Regions from separate parts of the Mus musculus genome. Here regions 1, 2, 3, 4, 6 and 7 are each linked to region 5. The links are chromatin loops, found by intact Hi-C in ENCODE. Cell type or tissue: heart. All regions are shown on one strand.

Region 1 (4,000 bases), 100 kb before region 5:
CTCCTCTCTTCTCTCCCTCCCTCCCTCCCTCTCCTCCACTCACCCGCTTCTCTCTTGACTCTCCTTCCTTTAAATCTTTTTTTTTTTTTTTTTTTTTGAGACAGAGTCTCACTATGTAGACCAGGCTGGCCCGGATCTTACTATGTACCCCAGCCTGTCCTTGAACTTGTGACGATCCTCTCTCTTAAGCAGTACTGTTATTACAGGGGCGCACCACCATGTGGCGTTTTTTTCTGTGATACTGTTATGGCAAAGATGCTTCTATTTTTAGTCCACTAGGTGGCTTAGATTTACAGCTGGAACTAGCGGGGGCTAGTGTGGAGAGCGTGATGGTGACTGCTCTTTGGACCATGAGAGACATAAGGTTAGGAGAGCTGGCACTCTAAAAACTTCAAAGTTGGTTCTGAGAACTTACCTGAGGCTAGACCATTGGGTTGGAATGGGTTGGTAGAAGGCAGCTGGGCTTGGGCAGGGGTGGCGAAGGGGTTGGTGTAGGCTGCTCACAGCACAAAGAGAGAGACGTTAGAGAAAAAGATGGTTTGAGTCCTTTCAATCTTGAGGTGCTTTTCCCACCTCCCCTTCCAGGTCTCCACAGGTAAGACTCACCTCCAAAGGGGAGCCCTCCACTGCCGCTAACACCTGGCACGGCCGACTGCAGGGCAGGAACCTGGCTCGGCATCCCAAAAACACTGTGGCGCAGAGAGAGAGGAGGTGGGAATGGGCAGCTTCCAGAAAGAGCAAGCAGGGGGGCAAAGAAGGCAAGCCCACTGTGTTACCCAAGGCTAGCCCAGGAAGCCAAGGGGAGACAAGGAAGCCACAATGCACTATCAGCCTGTGAAAATGCCACCAACCTTCAGATAAGTCACCTTTGTGTCTAGACCCACCTGCCAGGGAGACCTCCAGCAGCCATCCTGGGACCCAGGAGGCCGCCCACATCTGCAAGGTTGTTGGGTTGACTGGCAGCTGCAAGGGGTGCCACACCAAACGCAGACATCTGGCCACTTCCTGGATGGGATAAAACAAGGAGGCTAGGCTGAGACCTGAGGGAAAGACGAGAAGGGGAGATGGAGGTGGGGGTGGGGTGGAATGGTGACAGGTGAGGCACCTGCTGGACTCTCTGAGCCAGTTCGGCTCTCCTGTGAGTGGCTAGTGTAGGAGGGCTCATCCCCTGAAGACTTCTGGGTAAGGCAATAAGGTCTCATCTTGGCTGTCTCTTCAGCAAAAATGGCATTCCTCCTTTCTGTCTTTTTTGAGACAGGCTCTCAATATGTAGCTCAGGCTGGCCTTGAACTCTCCTTTATCCTCTTGCCTTAGTCTCCCAAGGCTGGGATTACAAGTGTGCCTGGAGTATAACGGGCTAAGGATCAAATCCAGGGCTCAGTGTATAGACAGACACTCTACAAAGACATCCCGAGTTCCCGGTTAACTTTGAGAATCAGGCAGGCAGCGGTGGCGCATACCTTCAACATCACCATCCAGGAGGCAGAGGCAGGTGGATCTGTGAGTTCAAGGCTAGCCTGGTCTACAGAGCAAGTTCTAGGACAGCCAGGGCTACACAGAGAAACCCTGACTCAAAAAAAAAAAAAAAAAAAAACCAAACCACCAAGAAAAAACAAAAACCCAAACCGGCCAAAGGAAATTAGTTTATTAATTGTACCATAAATGAAATCTAGGGTCCTGTGCATGTTAGATAAATACCCTACCATGGAACTAACATCCCAAACCTTCATTTTTCACATAGGGTCTCCCTACACAGCCCAGTTAGACCTCAACCTTGCAGCAAGTCAGCCTCAGCTTCCTGAGGGCTTGGAGGCCACCGTACTCAGCATCTCCCCCCACTCTCTCTCTTCCTCCCCATCTATCTCCCCCACCCCAGCGGTGCTGGGACAGAACCCGGGACCTTGTGCATGCTAGGCAAGAACTCTGTCACTGAGCCACATACACTCCAGTTCAGTTCTGGCTTCTTTTTCCAACACTGTAGTTTGAATGTCTAGGCTTCCCCCATTTCTAAAGACTGCATTTATCTTTTTAATTCCTTACTTATTTGTGTGTGGGTGTTGAGTGCTTTTTACATAGGTTTTGGAGGTCAAACTTAAGTTATCAGACTTATATAGCAAGTGCCTTTACCCACGGAACCATCTTGACAGCCCCCCCACCCCCCATCCATGCTTTCAAACACGGAACATAAGGCAGGTGGATCTGGGCCATGCTTGCTTGCCTCAGAGTACACGGGGTTTCTGAGCTAATGTAACAAGGGGTTTCAGCTCCTCTAGGAATGAGCCAACTCTCGGTATGGCCTCGCTCTCCATGTTCCAACTGCTTCCCAAGGAGAGAGTTTCTACCCCAGCTGGCTCCTGCCTGGATCATAGTCTGTGAAGTGTTCCCCTATGGACACTAGAGGGCAGAGCTGGGCTTCAACTCGGGTTACCCAGGAAGCCATCACCAGCTCCAAAGCAGCAGTTTAATTCTTATTAATTTTTTTTTTTTTTGCATAAAGGGGTGCACATGGAGGTCAGAGGACTTGCAGTAGCTGGTTCTCTTGTTCCGTCACGTGGGATCTGGGATCAACCTCAGGTCACTGGACTTGGCAGCAAAAGCCTTACCCACTGAACTCCAAGAAACTGCACATTTAGCAACTTCCCCTCTTCGCACTCCTTACATACACAACACAGCCCTATCAGAAGAGCTGCCCACCTCTCAAAATCTCTAAAGTCTATAGAGCTTTTTCTGCCTCGTGTTGCTGGGGATGGAATCTGGGGCCTTGCCTGTGCTTAGGCAGGTGCTCTACCAACTGAGCTACATCCTCCATCCTAGCTCCACGTGCACACTGGGGATCGATCTTGCCACAGTGGCAGGGATGGGTTAGGGTGTGCCCTGTCAGCTGGTAGAGCCGTCCAGACCTGATGCTTTGGGAACTGCGAGTATCAGGTCTTTCTTTTCCCACATAGATCCCAGCACTGTTGGGATGTAATCAACTTGAACTATAGGCCAGCATCCCTCTCACCCCTACCCTCTCTTGTGTCTTTTCAGACAGGGTCTCATGTAGCTCAGGCTGACTTCAAACTCCCGGTGTAGCCAGCCAATGACCTCAAACTTCTGACCCTCCTTCTTCACTATCCTGAGTGACAGGATAATGAGCCTAGCTTAACATGTCTAATTTATGTGCTGATAAGGATCAAACTGAGACACTTTCACAAGCTATGCAAGCACCGTACCAACGGGACGATGAATAAATATTGTAAAATTTAAAACTTTCTAAGCCTTTTTTTAAAAATTTTTTACTTGTATGAGCATTTTGCTTGCACATATGTGTGTACTATGTACATGCCTGGTGTGCATATGGGCTAGAAGAGGGCATCAGGTCCCCTGGAACTGGAATTACAGATGTTGTGAGCTGCCATGTAGGTGATGGGACTCGAACCTGAGTCCTCTGGAAGAGCAGTCAGTGCTCTTAACTATTGTTCTGCCTCTCTAGCACAACACATGTAATTCTTATTTGTCGGAAATTATGGAAATTTTGTTTCCTATTGAATCGCCAACCATTAAAGGATCATATTGGAAAGAATATATTCTGGGGTTGAAGAGATGGCTTAGTGGTTAAGAGCGCTCGCCACTACTGCAGAGGACCAGGGTTCGGTTCCCAGCACGCACTTGATGGCGCGCAACCTGGAACTCCTGTTCCTAAGGTTTCAGTGCCCTTTTCTGTCTCCTCACTTGGGGCACATTCATATATACAGGCCCCAAACGCTCATACACACAAATAAAAATAAAGTAAGCCTTTAAAAAATAAAAAAATATATATTTTAGAAGTAGATACCCTGTCAGATGGTCACAAAGTCCTATTTCTTCTATTTTAGAGCACACTTGCTAAATAGTTCCTCAGGACACCCTTGGCTGGCTCACTTTAGTCTCCCGAGGGAGAAGGGTGGAGGCTCCTCCGCAGCTGGCTTGTTAAAAGCTCACTGTATTGGGCCAGGCATTGTGATGTATACACAGGTAG
Region 2 (4,000 bases), 280 kb before region 5:
TTTTGCTGTCTCAGAGGAAGCTCTAGAGTCCATGTTTGTCTTAGTCCAGGGTTTTAAAAAGGAACAGAACTAGAGCCGGGCGTGGTGGCGCACGCCTTTAATCCCAGCACTCGGGAGGCAGGGGCAGGCGGATTTCTGAGTTCGAGGCCAGCCTGGCCCACAAAGTGAGTTCCAGGACAGCCAGGGCTATACAGAGAAACCCTGTCTCGAAAAACCAAAAAAAAAAAAAAAAAAAAAAAAAAAAAAAAAAAAAAAAGGAACAGAACTGCTAGAATGAATATATACATACATATATACACATATACATACATACACACATATGCATACATATACATAAACACACATATACATATACACATATACATATATACATGCATATATAATAACAAAATACATTCATATATATGTGTATGTATATATGTATATATATGTATGTATGTATATATATGTGTGTGTGTATATATATATATGTACATGTATATATATATGTGTATATATATATATATGTGTGTATATATATATATATATATAATCCAGGTAACCTGGCACTGGCTGTCTCATTTCAGAAATCTTTCTGGAATAAGCATCCAACACTGAGAGTGGAGGAGAGAAGATGTCACCAGTGGACTGAAACCAGGACAGGTCCTGAAAGGCTTTGATCCTGGGCCATTTATATTCTCATCATTTTTCTAAAACCACCAGGTGGGTCAAGGAAGTGAGATTTTATAGAAGCATATGCGGCTATTTGTCAGCAGGTTGTTAAGGGCAACAACCCATTGTTTCAGCTGTTCCTCCAGGTCATTCTGCTCTGTAGCAAGTGAAGTCACTCTTGGCAAATAGGCAGTGCTTTAAGTAAATCACTAAATAATCATAAGTCAGTATCCGATAATTGCTCTTTTCTACCTAATTCTACTTTCAGTCTCACACTAGAGAGACCAAGAACCTAGCAATCATCCGGTGCACGAGGATGCTGTCTCAGTGACCCTGATCTGGCACCAGAGGCCTGGCCTTCAGTCCATGTTGGAATCCCAAGGAAGATGGTTCTAACATTGGTGAAGGATTGCCGCAGCAACAGAAATGCAGGCTGACCAGCAAGAGTGAGAGCATGCAGGCAAAAAAGCAGTTTTCTTCTCCATGTCCTATTCTGTGTCAGAGGGTGACACTCAAGCCAGGCAGTGGTGGCGCATGCCTTTTATCCCAGTGCTTGGGAGGCAGAGGCAGGTGGATCTATGGGAGTTGAGGCCAGCCTGGTCTACAGAGGGAGTTCCAGGACAGCCAGGGCTACACAGAGAAACCCTGTCTCAAAACAAAACAAAACCCTAAACAAATAAACAAAGAAAAAAAGAACAAAGACACAAAGAAAGGGAAAAAAGAGAGAGCAAGCGGGGCACCAGCAGCCTCTGCTCCCTGACTGTGGATGCCATGGGACCAGCGACCACAAGCTCCTGATGTCCTGCCTTCCCCGCCATGACAGACTGTGTTCCCAGAAGTGTGAGCTAAAATAAAGCCTCCGTCCTCTGAGTTGCCTCTTGTCTGTGTTTGGTTATAGCGATGAGAGATGTGGACAGGATGTTGGCTGATGAATGTTAAGCTCATGGTCAGATGCCAACTGGTTTTCAGTGCGTTTTCTTGCTCTGAAAAGCAAGACAAAAGCCTGGCATGTTAGCGCGTGCCTTTAATCCCAGCACTCAGGAAGCAGAGGAGGGCAAATCTCTGTGAGTTCAAGGTAAGCCTGGCCTACAGAGTGAGTTCCAAGACAGCCAGCGCTACACAGAGATGTCTTGTTTCGAAAAATAAGAACAAACAAAGCAACAAATGGTTAAAAGTGCTTGCTGCTCTTAAGGACAAGCAGAGGTCAGTTCCCAGTACCCACATGGGTGGCTCACAACTGCTCATAAATCCAGTTTTAGGGAATCAGACACCCTCTTCTCTCTCTCTCTCTCTCTCTCTCTCTCTCTCTCTCTCTCTCTCTCTCACACACACACACACACACACTAAAAATAAAATAAAATAAATCTTTTTAAGAAAAAAATTTCAAAACTAAGCCAGATATAATGGTCCAGGCCTGTACTCCCAGCACCTGAGGCAGGAAAATTCTAAGTTCCAGGCCTGCCTGGGCAATTTAGCCTCTGTCTCAAAAAAACACAGACAAACAACAAAACAAGCCTCCCTCTCAAGTTACAATAGACTTGATATAGAATTAATATTCCAGCTCCAACAGCCCAAAAAAGATACCTCAACCTTGCTCTTTCATAGCAACAGGGGTGGCAATGGGATGTCTGTTGTGGAAGTCAAAAAAAAAAAAAAAAAAAAAAAAAAAAATCACTGAAGGGAAGGATCCCAGAGGAAGGAGATTGCTGGCAAAGTTCCCTAACAGTTCCCAACTGCACCTCAAGAGGGCACTGTAGTCCAGGAACTAAGTTCACCTCCCCCAAAATTCTTTTGAGTCCTCCCCTTTGCTGCCTCCTCCCACCTGAATTATAGACACACACACACACACACACACACACACACACACACACACACACACACTCACTCCCAGCAAATTCCCTCCAGCCCCCAACTCCTTCAACCTACATGTAATTTTTCCTGCAGTGGACTTTGAAGGCTTTCCGGCTGGATTCTAAATGTCTTGTTTTGGGAACAGAATGAATGACAGCCACATAGAATAAAAGCCAGGATTGGGGTCCTGGTACTCTGTGCACCATCTTTGACTGGTCGGCTGTGTGGGTCTCTCTCCTAAGCATGCTTTCCCACATGAAGCACTATGGGAAAGGAATCCAAGGAACGACTTGGAGTCACCCGTGTCCCCTGCTGCCATACTTAGCACTTCTCAGTCTATTGACTCTGTCTAGTGGCAAGGAGAAATTCCCAGAGTGATACCCATCGGGACACAAAAGATAGATGGACTCACAAGGGGTTTATGTCCTGAGGTAAGTGACTACGGACATAATGATCCATTAACCAGGGTCGCCCATTGCCACCAACCCCTAAAGGGGAACCCCTCTGTACTGGCTCCTGTTTCCTCAACGGTGGCCCCAGCTCACTCAGCACTTGTCCTAGCGGGTTGGCAGCTGCCCACTGAGAGACAGCCTTGAATGGAGCCTGCTTATTGACTAGCGTGGGCAGGCATTGTGGCCTCAAGCCCAGAGGGGTCAAGAGGTCAGCCGGGCCATGCGAGGCAGCACGTAGGGCCCAACCCCCTCCACCTCTGGTTTCCCAGATCTGATGCCTTGCGACCAGATGGGGTGAGGTACAGCTAGGAGAGTTGTGTGGTGTGTACAGTCATGAAGAGAGACAAGCCAGGAGTCTGGTTGGTGATTTCAGCTGTTGCCAGTGGTATTTTTAAAAGACACAAAATGTCAAACCCTTTCCCTCCCATGAACGCTGAGAGTCAGCGGCCATTCTGTCTATGGCTCCTTGACCCTCTGTTGTCCAGTGCAGGGCTCGTGCTGTCTGGGGAAACCCCCATGAGATCTAAAGAATTCACGTCTTGCCCCCTAAATTCTCCAGGTCCTGTATTCTTCATAGATCCCACAAAGATTGGACCCCAAAGCTTGTCCTGTGGGGGGTGGGGAGAGGGGACTGGTTACAGTTCTGGCAGGGCACTAGTTGAGTTTGGACATCTCTGTCCCTGAGGTCTAAGTCGGTCTCTGGGAGCTGAGGACATAGTTCAGTTAATAGAGTGCTTGCCTAGCATGCAGGAAGCCCCAGCTTCCATCTCTAACACCCCATAAACGGGGACAGGGTGCCTGTAATCTCAGCACTTGAGAACCAGAAGCGGAAAGATCAGGAATTCAATGCTGTCCTTTAACTACACAGCGAGTTCCAGGCCAGCCTGGGCTATGTGAGACCTTCCTGTTTCAAAAAAAAAAAAAAAAACCTAAACAAATCCGAGCTGATTCTGAGGCTCTTCTTCTCTGGGGCCTCGGGCTTGTCCAGCGACATCTTTAGATTTCAGAATGGAGCTCTGGGAAGTTCTTCTGGCCCCGAGGATGTC
Region 3 (4,000 bases), 230 kb before region 5:
TGCCTAGGCAACCGTCACCCGGACTAAGAGCACCTCATTGGTGAAGTGCCCCCACCCTAGCCTCGTTGCCAAGGCAACCGCATCCGCGGCAGAGACCTGTAGGGTGGGTGACCCCACCCCCGGCCCCCATCGCCCCCGCCCGACCTAGACTCCCGCCTCTTACCCAGAACCGGCCAGGGTGGCTGTTTACAGGATTTGGGAAAAGCCGATTGAGCACTAATAGGTTCGGGACGGCTCAACCCGGGATAATCCCCATTCCGGGCCGGCTGCACCCCATTAGCTGCTGGTCAGTGCGAGAGTAGCGGGGAAGGCAAACCCCCAAGCCGCCAGCTCCCTTCAGCGCCGAGGTCGCCCGCCCCGCTGCGCCCGCACAAAGCCCGTGGGAGCCTCTCAGAAGTAATTAGGGCTCCGAAGAGAGGCCCCTGGCCCCGGGGCGCGGAGCTGCTCTCTCCCAGGCGCCGGCGAGCGGCCCCAGGCGGCTCGGCCCGATGCCCCTAGGCACCCCTAGAGCCCAGCTCTGTGCTCAGCAGCCCCCGAGGCCTAGCTGGCACCACTCCAGCCTCCGACGTCCTGCCTTCCCGGGACACCTGTGCGATCTGGCCGTGTACACTGCACTCTGGCGACCCAGGCGTCCCCCACCCAGCTCCCACTTCCCCCAGACACTGGGCGTTCCTCTTCCCCGAAGATATTTCCCCTCCGTAAGTTCAGCTTTCTGCGCCAGTGCCAGAGGATGCCCCTCCAAAATGAGGGAGGGGGCAACGACATAGCTACCACCCCACTCCAGCTGTGAACAAAAGCCCCTTCCTTCCAGCTGACAGCAGCCCAGGCCTGGCCTCAATGACACAGGCCTGGGGCAGAAGGAAAACAGGCCAGGAAGAAGACACTGGGTCGGGGGCCATGCTCCCAGCCCTTAGATCCCCATTACCCTCCAACGTTCCCTCAGCAGCTCCTCGATTCTAGGGATAAAGCAACCATAGCCCCCCCTCCAAAAAAAAGGGTGCCACCGCCTCCGCAGGTGTGAGAGGAGGAAAGAGAGGGTCCTCAGATCTGGCAGCTGGACGGCGCGGGCTGGCCGTGCTGCGAAGTGCAGTGGGCCAGGCCCTTCAGCTCGTAGGACCTCCATTTTGCCCAAAAGAAAGCTGGACGAAGGGGACAGGCGACTAGGTGCCAGACCTGGGTAAGGATTTGTAAAAAGAATAAGGTGCTGAGATCTCCAGCTTAGGGGTCGGGACTGAGAAAACACTGCCAGAGCCCGAATCAAGGGGCAGTAGGGTGGAGACGAAGACAAGGGTGGCCTTGAGGCCTTAACTGGATCTCCTAGGATTCTGGAGTTCTGCAAGGCTAATGCAAGCAAGGGTGTGAAACGAGTGGGCACGAGGGCTGTTACCCAGGGGCAGGCAGCAGGGTGGTGGTGGGGAAAGGGGGCGGGACAGGACATAGAAGAAACCCAGAATTTAGCCCCCCAACTATTAAGGGATCAAGAGGCAGGCGGGGCTGGGATGAGGGGGGTCTAGATTTTAAAATAATTGCCACTGATATTGCAGGGAGCGCATGCATTATTGAAGCCGAGGGTCCCCCCCCCCCCCCCAGTTCCCCTTCCGGGTTTGGAAACGACCGGGCCAGAGGAAGGGAGGGGAGGTCTGGGAGTTACGTCCGTTTCCCAAGAGCCAAACCCGGGAGACGGAAGGAACCGAGGCTTCCCCCTGCCACACACACACCCGTGGGAATTTGGGGCTGGGGGAGATGAGGACTCCTTTTATCAGCGGAGGTACCTGAGGTGGTGGGACTCTGCCAAGGGGTCGCTTGGAGGAGCGCGGGAGGTCCTGTCTTCCTCCGCGGCGGAGGCGGCAGCGGCGGCGACGCGGATGGATTTCCTCAGTCACCCCAACTCAACCGTCCAGCGCAGCTCTCCCCAGAGCGGAGGGATCCCGCCCGCCAGTGACGCGGCCGTCGCCGCCGCGCCCAGGGCCAGGCTGGACGAGACCAAATACTCAAGTGTGTGGGGGGGAAGGCTAGAAGCGAAAACACCACTCCAGGAGCAAAAGATGCCTCAGCCACAATAAAAGCACAATTCCACGTTTTTCTAACTCATCAAAGATCACACGACGTAGTTTATTTCCAGAAAAGGAGCAAGACATCCTCTCTAGGGACAGCAGAAGTGGTATAGGCATAAGGGAGGGGGGAAAAAAAAAATCCCAGGTCACGTGATCGACCTCCTTCAACCCCCCCCCCCTCCGGATTGGGCGGCTCCAGACTGGAGGCAAGAAGGCCCAATTCTCGGGTTGGCCACGCCCCCTGGTGAGGCCACTCCCTTCCCGGAGGCGGAACTAGGGAAGTCTAAACCAGTGCAGGACAGTGGGGCAGAAAAAGACAGCGAGTGGTTGGTGACCACTAGAATCCCATAAAATGCAAGTTAGAGGGAATTACACCCAGACAGTTCTTCAAGCGCAGCACTGTGAGGGGTTGTAGGCTTCCTAGACTAGGCCTCATACCGCCGCAGCAACAGTCCATATTTATTGATTTGCATACTTAAAGGTTTTTGTTTTATGATAGAGTTTCAGGAGCCCACCACGTAGCCCAGGATGACCCTAAACTGATAATCCTCCTGCTTACATCTACCAAATGCTGGAATTACAGATACACAACCCTGTGCCTGATTTATGCAGGGTAGAACTTAGGGCTTCATACATGCTAGGCAAACACTCCACCAATGGAGCCACATCTCTCACCAATACTTTTGTTTATTAATCCTCATGATGCTGACTATGGACTCAGGCTGCAGAGTTGAGATGCGATCTCAACTTTAATAACCATTGAAGAAAACTACACTGTGGAGCACCCCACCGAGGGAACACAACATAAGAATGTGCCTGGATTTCCATATCTGTTAAATGAGTATATTGAAGGTTACCCTTGAGTCTCCTGGATTGTTGGAGAACTGTCCCGTCCCCCGTCCCCCCATAGATTGTGAAAATGTTTTGGTAAAGTCCGAGTTGTCCTGTGGCCTTTGAGACAGTCCTCGGAGTTTAGGAGATCAAAACACACTATTCAGCCGGGCAAGGTGGCACACACCTTTAATCCCAGCACTCGGGAGGCAGAGGCAGGTGGATTTCTGAGTTTGAGGCCACCCTGGTCTACAAAGTGAGTTCCAGGACAGCCAGGGCTATACAGAGAAACCCTGTCTTGAAAAAAACAAAACAAAACAAAACAAAACAAAACAAAAAAAAAACACTATTCAAAATAGACTGTAGTGAAGTATACTCGTAGAGAGGAAAGAATAGAAAGTTCACATTTGTCTTCACCCACATATTGAACTAGAGGCCAGCCTGAGCCACAGGAGACCTTGTTTCAAAAAGTGTGTTGGGGGACAGGGTTGGAGAGATGGCTTAGTCAGCAAAGTGCTTACCATGCAAACATAAAGACCTGAGTTTGATCCCAGAAAACCAAGTAAAAGAAAAAAAAACCCAGGCACAGTAGCCACACCTATACTATAGCCCCAACACTTGCAGGCCAGGATGGAAAGAGCCCTGAGAGTTTGCTGGTCAGGGAGTTCATGTGAGAGCTCTCAAGTTCTGTGAGAGATCTTGTCTCAGATATTAAAGCAGGAGCAGCTGGCTTGGCAGTTAAGAGCACTTACTGCTTTTCAAGAGGACCAGGGGTCAGTTGCCAGGCCTCACATGGTGTCTCATTACCTTCTGTAACTCCAGTTCAGGGAATCAAATGCTCTCTTCTGATGCACCAGGTATGTCATGCAATGCGCACACGTGCATACATGCAAAATATTTATACACGTAAAATAGCCACAGAGTAAATGAGGATGCCCCCACCCCCCTCTGCCAACTTAAACCTCCAAAGCATCAGATGTGGTGGCCCACACTTGTAAAAGCCAGACCTCCATAACAGCACCCTGTCTCAAAACCACAGAACAGAAAGCAAAACAACACCAGCAAGGCCACTCGTTCACCTTTCCCTTTAATTGACATTTATTACGCACAGATTA
Region 4 (4,000 bases), 150 kb before region 5:
ATTTTTATGGGAAAGACTTCCCTGACAACTGATTTATCATGCTTTTGCTTGGTTTTGTGTGCTTATTTTGTTTCTTTATTTTTCAAGACTAGCCCTGGCTGTAGACCAGGCTGGACTGGAAATCAGCGATCCACCTGTCTCTGATTCTTGAGTACTGAGATTAAAGGAGTGCACCACCACTGTCTGTCTTTCTCTCTCTCTCTCTCTCTCTTTTTAGGTTTATTTATTTATATGTATATGAGCACTCTGTCTGCAGGTACACCTGCATGCAAGAAGAGAGCATCAGATCCCAGTATAGATGGTTGTGGAAAAACGAATTTAGAACCTCTGGGAGAGCAGTGCTCTTAACCGCTGAACCATCTCTCCAGCCTATGAGCCATCAGCCCCAGCCTTGCTTTCTTTGCATGTCTCTTGATATTTAATGTCATATTGTGTTCATCTCTCCTCCGGAGAATGTCTTCTCCAAAACCAGGGACATTTGTTTTCTGTCACATTTTCAGTACTTAAAAGGTAATCTTCGATTTTCCCAAGGTCCCGAGTTTAATTCGCAGCAACCACATGGTGGCTTACAACCATCAGTAGTGGTATCTCATGCTCTCTTCTGGTGTGTCTGAAGACAGCAACGGTGCACACGTGTGCGCACGCACGAACACACACACACACAAAATGAAAAAAATTTTAAAATGATAATATGCCATTTGGCCAGAACAAAGGAATGAATTAGATGAACTTTGAGCAGAGATCTAATCAGACTCAGGAAGGAATCCAAAATGTATCTATGGGAAAGAATTCCAGTTGGAAGGAACAGCAGAATCTTGAAGCAGACCTGACCCAGAGAAGGAGTGTTTGCAAGCACAAGAACCCGTGTTCGAATCCTTAAACAAAAATGTAGAGCCTAGCAATGCGTTTTATAGTCCTGTGGAGGAACTCCTGAAGCTATAGTGGCCAGCTCTGTTTCCGAAAGGTGGCAGGGAGGACTGGGTGGAGCTGGAGGGATGGTTCAGTGGCTAAGAGAGCTTGGCTTGTTGCTCTTCTAAGGGACCTAAGCAGCTATGTTAGGCAACTTACAAATCACCTGTATCCCCAACTCCAGAGGATCCAACACCCTCTTTTGGCCTCTTTGACACACACACACATTAAAAGAAACAAGAGGTGGATGATGATTTTGAGGATAACACCCAAGGGTGGCTCTAAACACATATGTACACATATATACACAGAAAAAAAGAGAGAGTTCTCTCCTTTTACAATGTGAATTGAGGTTTATGGACTTGTCAGCAGGCACCTTTCCTTGCTGAACCATCTTGCATGCCCCTACTGTATGTTCCTGTTTCTTTGTTTTCTCAGACAGGGTTGGTTTCTGTGTAGTCCTAGCTGTCCTGGAACACCTTCTGTAGACCAGGTTGACTCACACACAGAGATTCATCTGCCTCTGCCTCCTGAGTGTTGGGATTAAAGGTGTGTGCCACAACCACCATCTGGCCCCTATCATATATTCTTAAGAGTATTCTGAAAGTTTAAGATAATGTTTAAGGGCTGGAGAGATGGCTCAGAGGTTAAGAGCACTAACTGCTCTTCCAGAGGTCCTGAGTTCAATTCCCAGCAACCACAACCATCTGTAATGGGATCTGATGCCCTCTTCTGGTGTGTCTGACAGCTACAGTGTACTCATAAATAAAAATAAATAAATCTTTTTTTAAATTTTATTTAGTATTATATCTAAGTACACTGTGGCTGTCTTCAGATGCACCAGAAGAGGGCGTCAGATCTCATTACGGATGGTTGTGAGCCACCATGTGGTTGCTGGGATTTGAACTCAGGAGCCTAGCAGTCGGTGCTCTTAACCACTGAGCCATCTATCTCTCCAGCCCATAAATAAATCTTAAAAAAAAAAGAAAGATGTTGTGATAAAGTGATAAAGCACTTGCCTAGAATATGTAAGTTCCTGAGTTCAATCCGTCTTTAGTACCACTCAAAGGAAAAAGTACTCTGAAATCCAAGATGTGCCTCCCACCCCCAGCACACACAGAACCTCAGACACGATCCCTTCCTGAGTCAAGAAACATTTATTTGGATGAGCTCTGAGGCTGTATCTGGCTAGGACATCAGGCAGCTGTCCTAGGTTGGGAGGGACACTTCCTCTTGCTTAGGTTATTGAGGATCTGGTCCTGGTTGGACCTGTAGAGAACCACGAAGCTCTCTGGAGGAAGGATGGGGCCTCTGTTTTCTTCCACCTGACCCATCAGCAGATAACTGGCTCCTGAGGAGGAGGAGGAGGAGGAGGAGGAGGGGAGAGCTCAAGTTATCAAGACCTTGTCAAAGCATCTTCTTGGTCAGACTTTAACAGCTCCACACCTTCAGTGTGCTCAACACCCACTCCCATTTCCCGTGTGCCTTACCTTTCTTCATGGGGGGCATCTGCCTGCAGGGCACATACAACTTCAGAGAGGTGCCACTGGGCGGAGAGGGCAGGTCCAGTCCTCCGGTTTTGTAGACACCAAGGAGACTGACAGTGACAGTGAGGCCTTCCCCGGGGCCCCGGACCATGGTCTTCACTGTTCCTGTCACCACTGTAGCAAGATGTCGGTGAGAGGTGAAGAGTCAGGTGCTAGGACTGGGCTCCGGTGAGAGTACAGGAAGTCAGAAGGGCAGGAGAGAGTCTTACCTAGGCTACTGGAACAGAAGTTGCTCTGCAAGGTGCCTGACCGCTTGTACTGCTTTGGGCAGGTGATGCTGGGGGCAGCTAGGAAGAGACAATGCTGTCTGTGGAGGGTGGCCTCCCTAGCAAGCAGGGCCATTCTCCTCATGTCAGTGGAGGGTGGCCTCCCTATCAGGCAGGCCCATTCTCCTCATGTCAGTGGAGGGTGGCCTCCCTAGCAGGCAGGACCATTCTCCTCATGTCTGTGGAGGGTGGCCTCCCTAGCAAGCAGGGCCATTCTCCTCATGTCAGTGGAGGGTGGCCTCCCTAGCAGGCAGGCCCATTCTCCTCATGTCAGCCTATCTAGTCCTTTATTTGCAGCGCTAGACATGGAAACCGAGTCTGGTGCATGCTGGCCAGGGGCTCTGCAGCTGAGCCACACCCTTTGTCCCTCACTGGGGGATTCTAGGCAAGCCAGCACCTTGCCACTGAGTCACACCTCAGAACCTCACTAGAGGATTCTGGAGCAGGCACTCTACAGTTAGCTTAGCTTCCAGCCCCTTATTGGGAGAATTTTAGAAATGCTCTACTTCTGAGCATATGCCCTCAGCCCTCACTGGGAGACTCTAGGCAAACCCTGCTTTCCCTAATCACATCTGAAATTACAACAGCTGTATGGATGTAAACCCAGAGTTCTACCCAGCGATGCTTCCCAACACTAGTCCCAGACATTGACAGGAAACAGGCACCAGTGAGTGCTGGATGGATAGATGGATGGATGGATGAGTGGATGAATGAATGAATGAATGAATGGGTGGATAGATGGATGGATGGATTGATGAGTGGATAGATGAATGAATGGATGGGTGGATGGATGAATGAATGAATGAATGAATGGGTGGGTGGATGGATGGATGGATGAATAAATAGTGCTTCCTTTAGCCAATCCCCTTCTTTCATTTTCTTTTTCTTTTATGTATATGGTGTTTTGCATGTATGTCTGGAGTTACAGATGATTTTGAGCTGTCATGTGAGTGCTGGGAATCAAACCTGGGTCCTCAGGAAGAGTAGCCAGTGCTCTTCACCACCGAGCCATCTCTTCAGTACCTTCTTCCACCTTCTCACACTTACCTGGGGCCACTGGGGTTGCCTGGGTAGCAGGGGAAGCCTCTGGTGTCTCTGCAGGTTGGGATTTAGGTTTAGTGGGTGGTTTGACTTTGGGCCCAGTTCCTGTCTTAGGGTCAGAGCGGGACTGGGGACCACGCTGTACGTCCTCCCCTGGACTCAGGGCTGACTCCTTCTCTACGGCATCCCGTGGCAGGGTCCTGTAGGAGGCTGAGAAGCCATCTGCGGTGACACTGA
Region 5 (4,000 bases):
ATCTGGGAGTGGTGCCAGGGTGAGAAGGGGACACTGGCACAGACTATGTGTGTCTGGGAATTCCCGCCCACTGTGGAGCCAAGGGAGGGGGTCCCCGTGTCCCTGAGGAACCAATAGCAGCTGTGCCTTGCCCTGAGGGGGAGGGCAGGGTGTATATCTCTCAGACCAGCAATCGGTAAGTCCGGTCTCCTCACTGCCTGCCTGGCATCCATCCGAAGAACCCTGCTCTGCCCAGGGGGGCTCTGAGCCCCCCAGGCACTCTGCCTGACACAGCCCTTTGGTTGGGAGTGGATACTGATGACCCTCAGGAATGTCCCAGCCGGGGGTCTCTGTGAAGTCCTTGGTATCATCTTATGAGATGCGAGTGGTGGGGATGGCGCCAGGGGCACCCCGAAAAAGGGGCTGCGTGTCTTCCCCATGCTCTCCACGGGGGTCATCCCCCATCCGAGGGGTATCGGGACCTCCTGCCCACCAGGGCCTGGGGGGGCCAGGGCATCGACCTTCATCCCACTGTGGGATGGACAAAAGCCTTCTCCCTCTGATCCTCTACTGCCACAGGTACTCGGCTGGGCTGGGGCAGAGCTGGGCTTTTTAGAGCAGGGAGTGTCCAGAAGACTGTAGCAGAGCTGACTTGGGGTTCCTCCTCATCTTGTACTCTCCCCCCTCCCCCATGTCTCTCCAGTGGTTCCGGAAGCCTGGTTGGCATTGACAACAAGATTGAACAAGCCATGGTAAGAAAAAGATGTTTTGGTCCCAGGAGGCCCCTTAGCTGTCTCTCTAGCATCTCTCCTCTCCCATGACTTGGGAATACAAACCATTCCTTTTCTACTTCCACCTTGGCTTCCCTCAACCTCCATCCCTGTCTGAGTCTTGTGTCTCCTTTTTTGACCGACTGCTGCCCTGTGTCTCCTTTAGCCTCTTTAGCTTCTGTCCCCTCCTTGGGGCAGAGGGGGAGGGGTATCTAACTGCTTCCTTGAGGCACCTGGGTTAGGCGCTGCAGTTGGAAGTGGCCTGGGGGTGGGGTGGGGGGAGGACCTGATGGTTTTGTTTGTCCCTGGGGTCCAGGACTTGGTGAAGTCCCACCTCATGTTTGCCGTGCGAGAAGAGGTGGAGGTGCTGAAGGAGCAGATCCGAGACCTGGCAGAGCGGAACGCTGCATTGGAGCAGGAGAATGGATTGCTGCGCGCCCTGGCCAGCCCGGAGCAGCTGGCCCAGCTGCCATCCTCGGGGCTCCCCAGGCTCGGGCCCTCTGCACCCAATGGGCCCTCCATCTGAGCCTTCTTTCCCTCACAATGTGCCTTTGGGGGGCTGCCACTGGCTGTTGCGCCTTGTGCCGGCAGCCTGCCCCCTCTTCCTATGTAGCTTTAATGCCCATGCCCAACTCCAGTGCCCAGGGATGGGAGTTGAAGGCTCAATATTGGCCTGTCCCATCCCGCTCGGTCTCCCCAGAGTCCTCAGGCCTTGCCGGAAGAGAAACAGCTCGGGAGAGGGTATTTATCTGAAGCCCCTCGTCCGTGGAAGAACCCAGCCCTGCCTCCTACCCCGGGTATCAGTGTTCTGGGGAGCCCCTCAGCAATAGGTGGCCTGGAAAGATTTGGAGGTTCCCTGGCAGGCCTCACCCCGTTCTCTTCAAGTGCCCCCTCTCCTCTGCCAAGGGAGGGTGTATGGACAGTATCTTCAACTTCTCGGATTCAGGTTGTTGTTAAAATAATAATTATAATTAAAAAAAAAATCTGAAGAAACTTGAATATGGAGGTTGGTGTGCTGTTGCTGCGTCTAGCTATGTATGTAGTTATGCTGTCCCCAACGCACGCCCTCGCGCACACAAACACACACACACACACACACACACACACACACACACACACACACACACAAGATCCCAGGTCCACCCTGGAGAAGATGCCAGAAAATGGCTTGGGAATGGTCTTGGTCCCTGGAAAGGCCTAGCAGGCTGGCCTAAGGAAAGAGGTAGGGGGCGGTGTCTACCCACGTGCTGGTGGTTGGCCCTGTGAGGGGAGGCCATAACAATGAAGTCTTTGGTGAGTGTCAGGATCCACCTCCAGCTTCCCAGTGTGTCCTCTCTTGTGGGCTGGATCCGGGTGGCTGCTTGGAGACAGGCAAGGAGCCCTGAATGGGCCCCTTGTCTTAAGGCTGGGTGTGGGCCAGGCTCTTAGGGCACATGGTGCCCTTGCCAGGCCTGGCAGGCTGCCTCTGCTTCTACCCCACCCCTGGCTGGATGAGGACTAGGCCCAGTGGGTGAGCAAGCTCCTCCTTCTCTCCCAGACCGACTGAGGCAGCCAAGAAGGGCCCCACCTAGTGGGGGCAAAGGGAACAGCACTAAGAGCCTTGAAGGAGAAAGTCTTGTCTCTGGGGATCAGAGAGGAAGCCTTAGCAGAGTTTTAAGTCTTTGGTGGCCCGACCAACCAGATTGGACCCCGTCTTTTCTTTTGGGGTCAGGGTGTGGTGGTTAAAACGGTGTCATGTAGCCCAGCCTGGCTTCAGACTTACTATATAGTTGAGAATGGTGCCGGAGGCCTGATCCTCCTATGTGCCGGGATGACAGGCGTTCACCAGTATGCTGGCCCTGGTTCATTGTTGTGTGATTCGAGTGTTCACTCTGTGCTATTGCCCACATGGAGAGACCAGAGGATAAACCTGGGTGTCACTCTTCACCTTTCACCTTCTCTGAGACAGGGTCTGTCCTTACTAAGGATGCCCAGCTAGCCATCCTTTTATCTTGGCCTCTCATTCCCTGTTAGGACCTCTGGTATTGTAAATGTTTGTTACTGTATCTGTGGGGTGGCCCTGACTCCCAACCGAGGCTTGTGTAATCAGCACCTCCTCCTTACCCACGGTCTCGTGGCCTTAGTCTTCAGTTGTCTAGCTAGAGGGTATCATTTAGCCCATGATGGTCTTGAACTCACTATGGAGCCAAGACTGACTTTGGTCTGTATCTGTGTTCACATGCCTGTCAGTGTGTGTATGCATGTGTGGAGAGACCAGAAGCTACTTGGTGTCTTCTTTGATTGCTTTTCACAGTTTTTGTTGGTTTTCTTTTTTGAGATGCTGTTTCCCTGGGTAGCCCTGGCTGTCCAGGAACTTTCCCTGTAGACCAGGCTGGCCATCTGCCTCTGAGAGCCCTGAGACAGACTCTCAGTAGACCTAGTGTTCACGGATGGAGCTAAGACTGACTGGCCAGCAAGCCCCAGGGATCCTTCAGTCTCGGCTTCCCCACTAGAATTACAGACATGCAGCATTGGAGAGTTGGGGTGTAGGGTGCTGAGGACCCAAATGCAAGTCCTCATTGCGTTGGATCCCCTAGAACAGGAGTTATAGGTGGTAAACTACCGTGTGGATGCTAGGGCTAGAACCCTGGTCCTTTGGAAAAAGCAGCAAACGCCCTTAATGGCTGAGCCATCTCTCCAGTCCCCTCAAATCCAGTTTTTACAAATCCTGTATCCACTCTCCAAACACTTACCTTGAAGTACTGTTGTAAAAATTATCTAGCAAAATCCACAGAGAACGCTTAAAGAGTTTCTGGGCTCTTGATCAACGTTGATTTTATTATCTCGGTTCTTGGGCCAGAAGAGACAAGGCCATCAATGATTGGCTCTGAGGTCTTGGAAGGTCCTCGGGGGGTTGGGGCCAGACAGCTCTCACAATGATCTAGAACACTCCCTCACTCTAAGTTCTCATCTACTTGACTCCTCTCCCTGTCCCAGGGAGGGGAGGAAGGGCCTGTCATGAGTCATTGGGGGGTACGCCCCTTTTGGATTTCGTATTTCTTCCTTCGATACTGTGCTTGAAGCGTCGCAGTACCCATAGTCCTCTCTGGTGGTGGCACTGGCTCATAGCCTTTCCCCTCCTACGCCTCAAATGCTCGCTTTGTGCCAAACTTTGGACTTGTGGTGTCAAGAGAGATTGCCATGGTCATGAGGTTCTTGAGATGGATCAGGCAAATTTGGCGAAAGGTGCCCAGTTGGGTGAGTTTTACGGA
Region 6 (4,000 bases), 170 kb before region 5:
ATCCCGCTCCCAGTCTGCAGGGGTTCTTCATAACTAGGGGGTGCCTGGCTTCTCCTCTCCCCAGCCCTGCCCTCCAATCAGCCCCTTTTACTTAAACCTCCAGTCGCCTAATCCTCGAGGACACATCCAGTACGACGCCACATCCCTGGGATCTGCCTCCCAAACCTCATAGGCCCGGTGATCCCCCATGTATCCGGTTCCCTTTCTCTTTTGCGCTTTGACCCCACCCATATTGGTGCTGGCACCAATCTGTCAATCTTAGACTCTGCCTCGCCCACAGGAGCGCGGGCTGACCCTGCAGTGGGTGTACTCTGCAAGGGGGGACTACATCCGTGCGGCGGAAAAGCTGCGGAAGGAGATTTACAGCTCGGAGCGGAACGATGAGCGTCTGATGCGCATGTACAACGTGCGCATCATGAGGGTGAGACCCGGCCCCCCGCCCGCCCCCTTCTGGCCTGGTGGTCCCTTATCCCAGGACCTGGCATTTGTAAAGCATTCCGCCCCGACGCTTTCTGTTGGCTGCTCTATCCCTCTGTTCTGGGTGTATGATACCGGATATTCAGGGTTCATAAACCAGCCAGGCTAGAAAACCTGACCTGTCACTTTCACAAGCCCTTGCCAGGTGATGAAATGTATAGTAAGGACCTGACTCTTTGCTGTCTGCTGTTTAACCTGCAAAGCCTAAAATATTTGTTCCATGGATTTTTGCAGAAAAAAAAGTTCCAGACCTCTTACTTTAGACTGTGTGGCTTGGGTCTTGAAAGACAGGCAAAACATGAGTTGATGCAAGGAAAAGAGGTCTTTTCAGGGTGGAGGGTAAGGCAGGGAAATAGACCTGGCCTTTCTTGGGAGCTGCGCATGGATCATCAAAGCCAGAACAGAGATCACGTGGAGAACTGAACAGTGGATCAGGGACCAGTTGGGGGGAACCTTTAAATAGTTGAAGAAATTTGGGATTTTTGTGGGCTTGAGGTGGGAGGGGCTGGGATAAAATCAGAGTATTGTGCATGTCAAACAAGTGCTTTACCACTGAGCCACGCCCCCAGCCCCTCACTGGGGGATTCTAGGCAGGTGCTCTACCACTGAGCCACGCCCCCAGCCCCTCACTGGGTGATTCTAGGCAGGGGCTCTATCACTGAGCCACGCCCCCTGCCACTCACTGGGGGATTCTAGGCAGGGGCTGTACCACTGAGCCACGCCCCCAGCCCTCACTGGGGGATTCTAGGCAGGGACTCTGCCACTGAGCCACATCCCCAACCCACCTTTCATTCACATTTTGAGAGAAAGTTTGCTTGGTTGCCCAAAATAGCCTTGAACTCACTTTGTAGTCCATGCTGACCTTGACCTTTGATCCTCCTCCTGACTTGTCTCTCCAAGTAACTGGTATTACAAGCCAGGTTCAGGAGTTTGGATTTTGAGTGTCTGGGCGTCACGAAAATTTCTTACAAGGAGGTGAGGTGGCAAAACAGAATATGTAGAAAGGAGTCTGGAGAGAGTACCAATGGCCTGAGGAGGAAACTTCTGCTGTCCTGCATACCAGTCGCAGGTGTCAACAAATGCCTGTAGGGGGCGCCTGGACAGATGGTAATCGCAAATGCACTACTCCCTAAACCGGGAGTAGGAAACCTGCACAGGCAGGATGTTGAAAGAGGCGTTCAATAATAATAATAGTAGCTGGCTTTTGTAGAGCGCTACCAGGGGCCAATATTTTATTTTATTTTATTTTATTTTATTTTATTTTATTTTATGCAACAGCAGGACTTCCTGCGATGCTGAGAGGTTGGTAGCAGTGTAGGCTCAAAGAAACGAAGTAACATACCCAGTATCACACAGGCAGTAAATGATGGAGTCAAAATTAAAGATGAGGGACTCTGCTCCCATAGCCTGTGCTCAATATCACGAAAGAGAAAGATGGGATAGGGAAAGGAAGGAGGGACAGAAAAAGAAAGGAGGAGAAAGAGGGGGGGGGACGGACTGAGGCTGCAGTTCAGTTGATGGCGTGCTTTCTGGTATGCACGAAATCCTGGATTCCACTCGGGAGGCTAAGACAACTAGCCTTGGCTACATGATGAGACACTGTCTGGGGGGCGGAGGGTTATTAAGGAACCCAGGAACCCAGGAATCATGTTCTACCACTAAGTCACATCCCCAGCCTCCGGAACTCATGTTTAAGAAGGTGATGCTGGCATGTGAGAGAGTGAGGCTTTTCAAGATACCCCCTAATTCTGTAGGGCAGGATCTTACGAAAGATTTGGCAACGTGAGTTGGAAGCTGTACCCTCTGAGATTCTGTTTGAAACCATGGGCACATGTGGACTGTCGAACAGATATTTTTAAAGGTGTAAGCGAGGTGGGGGGTCGTGTGGAGGTGCACACCTGTAAATAAATCCACAGTCTCAGATCTCCTGAGGCTGAATCAAGAGAATGGCGAGCTTGAGGCCAGTCTGGTCTGCACTGCCTGGACTACCACAGTGAGTCTTTGTTTCAAAGAAAAACAAACGAACAGGGATTTAAAAAAGGGGGGGGGGCTCAGTTGGTAAAGAGTCTGCTGTATAAGCATGAAGTCTTGAATTTGAAGCATCAGTTCCCATGTAAAAAGCCAGGCTCACTGGTGGATGCCTGGACCTTAGACTTTGGAGGCAGAGAAGCCCAGAGCTCACTGGCTAACTAGTTTAGCCAAATTGGCAAGTTCCAGGTTCAGTGAGAGATGCTGTCTCAAAAATAATGTGGAAAGTGACTGAGGAAGGCTTACCAGCTGCTGACCTTGGTCTCCACACACATGCATGCACACACACAAGAGACGGGCTTTTATGCCAGACACATTCTCTGCCACTCTAGTCCCAGGGGATCTGACACCTTCTTTTGACCTCTGCTGGCACCAGGCCTGTATGCGAGGCACACACATACACGCAAGACACTCGTAGTACACAGAATAATAAATCTAAAAAAGAAAGAAAGGCAGGCGAGGAAGGATTAGAACCCTGGCTCCTGATGACGTCACGTGATGAGTCTTCCTAATTGGACAGCTTAAGGGAGGTAGGCCTGGACGAAGCTGTGGAACCCTATTTGTGAAGCAGGCCCTAGGGCCTCAGGGTGAATTAGGATCTGTTGGAGGGAAGAGTGACTGAAGCTTTCCGCAGCAGACATCTTGACATCTAGACCTGTTTTCACTTTTTCCGTGCAGGTGGAGTTCTACTTCCTGTCCCAGTATGTGTCGCCAGCCGACTCCCCATTCCGCCACATTTTCCTAGGCCAAGGCGACCACACTTTGGGTGCCCTGGTAGACCACCTGCGGATGCTGCGCGCCGATGGCTCAGGAGCCGCCTCTTCCCGGTTGACAGCAGGTCTGGGCTTCCAGGAGAGTCGCTTCCGGCGCCAGCTGGCGCTGCTCACCTGGACACTGCAGGGGGCAGCCAACGCTCTCAGTGGCGACGTTTGGAACATTGACAATAACTTTTGAAGCCAAAAGCCCTCCATGGGCCCCACGTGATTCTCCTTTCTCCCTCTTTGAGTGGTGCAGGCAAAGGAGGTGCCTGAGATTGTAACCTATTCTTAACACCCTTGGTCCTGCAATGCTGGTGCGCCATATTTTCTCAGTGTGGTTGTCATGCCGTTGCTTACCCAGAAAGCGGTTTTCTTCCCATCACAGGCCCTTCTGTCTTCAGGAGCAAAGTTCCCCATATCTAGAGACTATCTAGATGCTGGGATCTGATCAGCTCTCTTAGAGAGTGAGATGGACAGCGTCATTATTTTATGACACATGAGCTACGGTATGTGAGCAGCCCAAGGGGATTAGATGTCAATAAACCAATTGTAACCCCTGTTGTCCATACGCAATTTAGCTTCCTCTTCATGCCGTACCCACTCCTCATATCCGCCTTGAGACTAGGGAAGAAGGCACAGAAGGCACCTGACAGCATGCTTGCAAGATGCTATCCACATGGGAAAAATAACTGTTCTGATGTCTAAGAAAACTGCCTAAAGATAATGGATAGGAGGTG
Region 7 (4,000 bases), 250 kb before region 5:
TTCTCCTCCATCTTCCTGCTCAAAGCTCCCTTTTAGGAAAAACCCATTCCCAGCAGACATTGACCCTCTAAGCCCCCCAACCCATCTAGGACCAGTAAGTGTCTGGTTGGCTCTGGTACCTATCCATCCAACTATTTTCCTTTGCATCCCCAGGCCAGCCACTCTCCAGCCCAGCTCAATGTTTATTTCATACATCATTTGTACATCAGTATCCCAAGTTAGGGGAGGATTTGAGGAGGAACTTGCCTTATTATTCCTCTCCGTTGACTGGGGTGCCAGGGGAGGCGGGAGGGGGCTTGACTCCCACATGAGGATTCTAGTACACTTTTATGGTGTGTTCACTCTTGTTGACTGGCTTTGTCAGCTACTGGATGCAAGTTCGTGCTTTGTAGGGATAGTGAATAAGGGATCCTAACTTTACCCTAGCCTTTGACATCTGTTGTTGGCATTTGAGATCGGAATCATGGCCCAATGGTGAGATGGCTTAGCCGGACAAGGTACTTGTTTGCAAGCCTGTTGACCAAGAACCCACTCCTGGGTGGGAGTAGAGAACAAACGCCGCAGAGTTGTCCACTGACCCTGCATGTGCCCCCCCCCCCCCAGCATCATACAGTTAGAGAGAGAGAAAAGAAGAAACAGCTCAGCTTTAGGTGAGAGAGGGTGACCTGAAAGTCTGAAGAAAGGACTCTGGTGGCTGTAGCGCTTGAGCAAGGGTGACGGCCAGAATTTGGATCTCTAGAGCCACTTAAATGCTAGCTGAGCACACAGCCATCCTAGCATCCCCGGCAGAAAGGGAAGCCCTCTTGCAAGAGGACCCAAAACAGCGTATTCTGCCTCAGCGAAGAGATCCTGCCTCAATAAATAAGCTGCTGAAGACACAGCAGAACCTGAGAATTCTACGTTCGTGCATATGTGTGTGTGCATGTGAATTCAAATACATCCATGCACACCATACTCACACACAAAACATAAAAGTTCTAAGAAAAATGTTGGCATGGAAACCATGCAAACACCCAGGAAGCAGGGGGGCTGCTGTGTGTTTGAGGCCAGCCTTAGGTTCATCAGCCCCAAGGTCTGGGAAGGAATCAGAAACAGCTTCAGACTTACATAGGGAGGCTGAACATTCAGGGTAACTCCTGCCACCTGTCTTGGGTGATGCTGAGGGCACCCCGTCAGGGGAGGTATAACTTTATTTTCTATGTACTGGAGTCCCCAGCTAGGCAACCTGGCAGAAGGTTGCCTTCCCCACCCCTTTTTACTGACTGCCTAGGCTAGGGGTCCTTTCCACCCAGGCCAAAACTCCAGTTTGCCCCTTATCAAATGAGGTAAGGCGAGAAAATCCTTTGAAAACTGTGAAGTCGGTTCACAATTGGCCAAGAGCTAAGGTTGTCCCCATGACTCAAAGTAGAGAAGGGGTAACTGCTGCCCTGCAGATGGTGGGGGAGGGGGGCTGTAGCCCTTCGTCCTCCCACTACACATGGAGGGAGGATATATTTTCTATGTGTGTATGTGTATATATAAATGTCCACACATGTATGTGCATATCTCCATTCGTCCTGGGAAAGTGGTTAGGTGATTGCTTTGAGTGTGAGGCATTTGGGGGGTTGACTCTGTTAACCGTAGTACAGGAAGTTGCTAAGGTACATTGCTTTAAGTTGCACAAAGTTTGGGAGAGGGGTAGAGTAAGGAGGAATTGTCCCTAATTGTTGTCAGCTTGTGCTTGGAGTTCTGAGAGCCAGAGCAGAGGCTGCCTGCTCCCAGACCCAGCCTGAGCCTCCAGCAGGGGTCAGTCTTTCAATAGCAAGGGCTAGGGGAGGCCAGGGCTAGGCTGTGGGGAAGGGTCTTACAAGGCAGAGAGAGAGGCTGAGTTGGCCTGGGTGGAAAGGACCCCTAGCCTAGGCAGTCAGTAAAAAGGGGTGGGGAAGGCTAGTCCCTACCCTGCTGCCCATGGTGGTCTTCATTAGAAAGAGCCTCAGATGCCCTCTGAGGAGCTGGGATGGGCAATCTTAGGCTTTGATTTTTCCCCCGTCATTTTTAAATTACAGTGTGTGTCTGCGGGCATGCGTGCGTGTGTGTAAGCATGTCCTGTGTGTGTAAGCATGTCCCGTGTGTGTAAGCATGTCCCGTGATATTTTGTTGGGGTGACACAGCTTGGAGGAGTTGGTTCTCTCTTTCCACGGTGTAGGTCCTAAGAATCAAACTCCGGTCATTAGATTTGGCCACGAGCATCTTTATCAGCGGAGCTGTTTCACCAACATGATGCTGTTTGTTTTTTAATCTATTCTTTTCCCCGGGACTTCCTTTCTGGCAGGACTTTGAATTTTCTCACGGGACAGTGTGATGAGAGAACCCTTTCCTTGCTGCCGAGGGGCAAGGGGGCTTAGGCATAGCTGCTTCTTTCGAACACTGCGGTGACTCGACCTGGGCTTGTGGATAGAGGAGGGTTTCTCAGTCTTGTCATTGAGGGCATCTCAGTCCACCTGTCTGCACCTGGCCACATGCCACTTGACAGGCCTGCCTCTGCTGCCTGCCTCTGCTGCCTGCCTGGGCTGCCTGCCTGGTTTGAAGTGCTGGGGATTGAACCCAAGGCCATGTGCATGCTAGGCGAACATTCTTCCTACTGAGCCTGTCATATGTATGTATGCTTCTGTATGTGGGGCTGTCCTGTGGCTTGTAAGCCAGCCCACAGCATCCCTGGTCTCTACCTGCTAGAAGCCAATAGCATCCTTCCTTCTGCTCAGCCTGAGCTGTCTACAGTCATTGCCCATATTCCTCAGGGAGCAGGGAGCAAGAGTCCTCAGCCAAGAGCCCTTGGCTTCAGGCAGCACACAGGGCAGAGACCTACTTGTGGCCCGGGTAGAAACCACATGGTAGACTGCCTGCTGCTTGCTAGGTCCCTTCAGTGTGGGGAAGAAGCCCAGGGCTGCCCAGTGGCTGGCGCTGAGCCCTTTATCGGGCTGGTTTAGCGCCTCGGAGCTTGTCCGTGTTCCCCTGGGCCTGTCCTGCCTCTGCAGTGCTGCTGTGCTTTTACTTTTCTCTTTGTAAATTAAGGATGTCATTGTCATCGTCATCATCATCCTGTGCACTCCCCCCACTCCTGCTTAGTGCGTGGGGGGCGGGGTACACGTGCGCCATGGCATGCATGTGGAGGTCTGAGGACACATGTTGGTTCCCTTCTTCCTATGTGGATTCTAAGGGACCAAACCTAGGTGGTCAGACTTGGCAGCAAGTGCCTCCACCAGGCTGATCTGTATTATCAGCCCACCTCTCCTTACTATTTCCAACCAGGGCAGCTTCATGAAGGGCGGGAGGGGTGCCAAAAGGTGAGGGTGAGACACACCATCGATGTCTCCTCCCGGGCAGTCTCTCTGCACTCAGACCAGTGTCTGATCCACTAGCAGGGTAACTGAGCAGGTCCCAGACTGTCACTTTGCAGTTGTGCAGGCAGGGTGTGTGGGTTCTTGGTTCAGACTAGGGAAAGCTTGAGTATGAGCTTGGCCCCACAGTGGCTCCTCTAAAGCTTTGCTGTGCTCACAAGTGCATCTAAGTGTGTAAAGACCACAGGTTGGTGTTATCTTTCTCTCTTGATGTCTAACTTACTGCTGTTTAATCTTTGTGAATATATCCGTGTGAGAGTGCACACATGTGGTGGCAGAGGACAACCTTGGCTGTTAGTCCTCCTACCTTGTTTGAGACGCAGCCTCTTGGGGTTTCGTTCATCTAATTGGTCCATGAGCCCCAAGGGGTGCTCCTGCTTCACCTCCCATCTCCCTGTAGGTACACAAGCCATCATTCCATGGGGTCTGGGGATCTGAACTCTGGTCCTCACGCTGGTGTAGCACCACTTTACCCACTGAGCCATCTCCAGCCATCCCCAGGGATGTTCTCTTTCTACCTCCCTGGTGCTAGGCTTATAAGTAGGGAAGCTTGGTTTTTACCTGACTATTGGGACGTGAACTCAGGTTCTTGAGTTTGTGCAGCAAGTACTTTTCTGACTGAG

Evidence for each region. A loop is a pair of places that touch in the nucleus more often than their neighbours do. Peaks named below come from ENCODE experiments on the same cell type or tissue, not always from the same donor. Only the 100,000 strongest peaks of a DNase experiment are listed, where the experiment ranks them.
Region 1: it touches region 5 in a loop (5-fold over the local background); 38 of 42 quality-filtered maps call a loop at or near these places.
Region 2: it touches region 5 in a loop (3-fold over the local background); 6 of 42 quality-filtered maps call a loop at or near these places.
Region 3: it touches region 5 in a loop (2.5-fold over the local background); 13 of 42 quality-filtered maps call a loop at or near these places.
Region 4: it touches region 5 in a loop (2.2-fold over the local background); 3 of 42 quality-filtered maps call a loop at or near these places.
Region 6: it touches region 5 in a loop (2.7-fold over the local background); 5 of 42 quality-filtered maps call a loop at or near these places.
Region 7: a loop joins it to region 5, with 2.3 times the contacts of the local background. A loop is called at or near these places in 13 of 42 quality-filtered maps.

What each region holds. Positions count from the first base shown.
Region 1 is chr5:137,654,724-137,658,723 of GRCm38, forward strand. Agfg2 (ArfGAP with FG repeats 2) reads right to left here. Exons shown (of 12, transcript NM_178162.3): 7 at 885-1,005; 8 at 607-689; 9 at 416-496. Among named protein-coding and RNA genes, the nearest start is that of Irs3, 11 kb to the left of the region's middle. In heart, CTCF peaks have their summits at 273 (motif pointing right) and 2,396 (motif pointing right); a DNase peak (open chromatin) is centred at 2,398.
Region 2 is chr5:137,478,945-137,482,944 of GRCm38, forward strand. Gm38725 (a long non-coding RNA gene) reads left to right here. Exons shown (of 3, transcript XR_868626.2): 2 at 567-702; 3 at 920-1,520. Gm36056 (a long non-coding RNA gene) reads left to right here and starts at 3,950. Exons shown (of 3, transcript XR_377150.2): 1 at 3,950-4,000. In heart, a CTCF peak has its summit at 2,375 (motif pointing right); DNase peaks (open chromatin) are centred at 2,387 and 3,137; H3K27me3 peaks cover 88 bases.
Region 3 is chr5:137,531,367-137,535,366 of GRCm38, forward strand. It overlaps Gnb2 (guanine nucleotide binding protein (G protein), beta 2), which reads right to left and starts at 1,940. Exons shown (of 10, transcript NM_010312.5): 1 at 1,773-1,940. In heart, no CTCF peak of the experiment used is centred here; DNase peaks (open chromatin) are centred at 625, 1,175, 1,925 and 2,285; H3K4me3 peaks cover 2,724 bases; H3K27ac peaks cover 2,853 bases.
Region 4 is chr5:137,603,058-137,607,057 of GRCm38, forward strand. Pcolce (procollagen C-endopeptidase enhancer protein) reads right to left here. Exons shown (of 9, transcript NM_008788.2): 6 at 3,770-4,000; 7 at 2,666-2,743; 8 at 2,400-2,570; 9 at 2,050-2,260. The coding sequence ends at 2,106. Among named protein-coding and RNA genes, the nearest start is that of Mospd3, 4.4 kb to the left of the region's middle. In heart, a CTCF peak has its summit at 1,740 (motif pointing right); no DNase peak of the experiment used is centred here.
Region 5 is chr5:137,758,002-137,762,001 of GRCm38, forward strand. It overlaps Tsc22d4 (TSC22 domain family, member 4), which reads left to right. Exons shown (of 5, transcript NM_023910.6): 4 at 683-731; 5 at 1,066-1,746. The coding sequence ends at 1,275. Among named protein-coding and RNA genes, the nearest start is that of Tsc22d4, 14 kb to the left of the region's middle. In heart, no CTCF peak of the experiment used is centred here; DNase peaks (open chromatin) are centred at 50, 1,120, 1,350 and 2,210; H3K27ac peaks cover 271 bases.
Region 6 is chr5:137,583,646-137,587,645 of GRCm38, forward strand. Tfr2 (transferrin receptor 2) reads left to right here. Exons shown (of 20, transcript NM_015799.4): 19 at 281-421; 20 at 3,184-4,000. The coding sequence ends at 3,459. Among named protein-coding and RNA genes, the nearest start is that of Mospd3, 15 kb to the right of the region's middle. In heart, a CTCF peak has its summit at 1,563 (motif pointing right); DNase peaks (open chromatin) are centred at 226 and 1,556; H3K4me3 peaks cover 809 bases; H3K27ac peaks cover 617 bases; H3K27me3 peaks cover 1,484 bases.
Region 7 is chr5:137,511,656-137,515,655 of GRCm38, forward strand. It overlaps a transcript of Gigyf1 not described here. Among named protein-coding and RNA genes, the nearest start is that of Gigyf1, 5.2 kb to the right of the region's middle. In heart, a CTCF peak has its summit at 1,791 (motif pointing right); no DNase peak of the experiment used is centred here; H3K4me3 peaks cover 966 bases.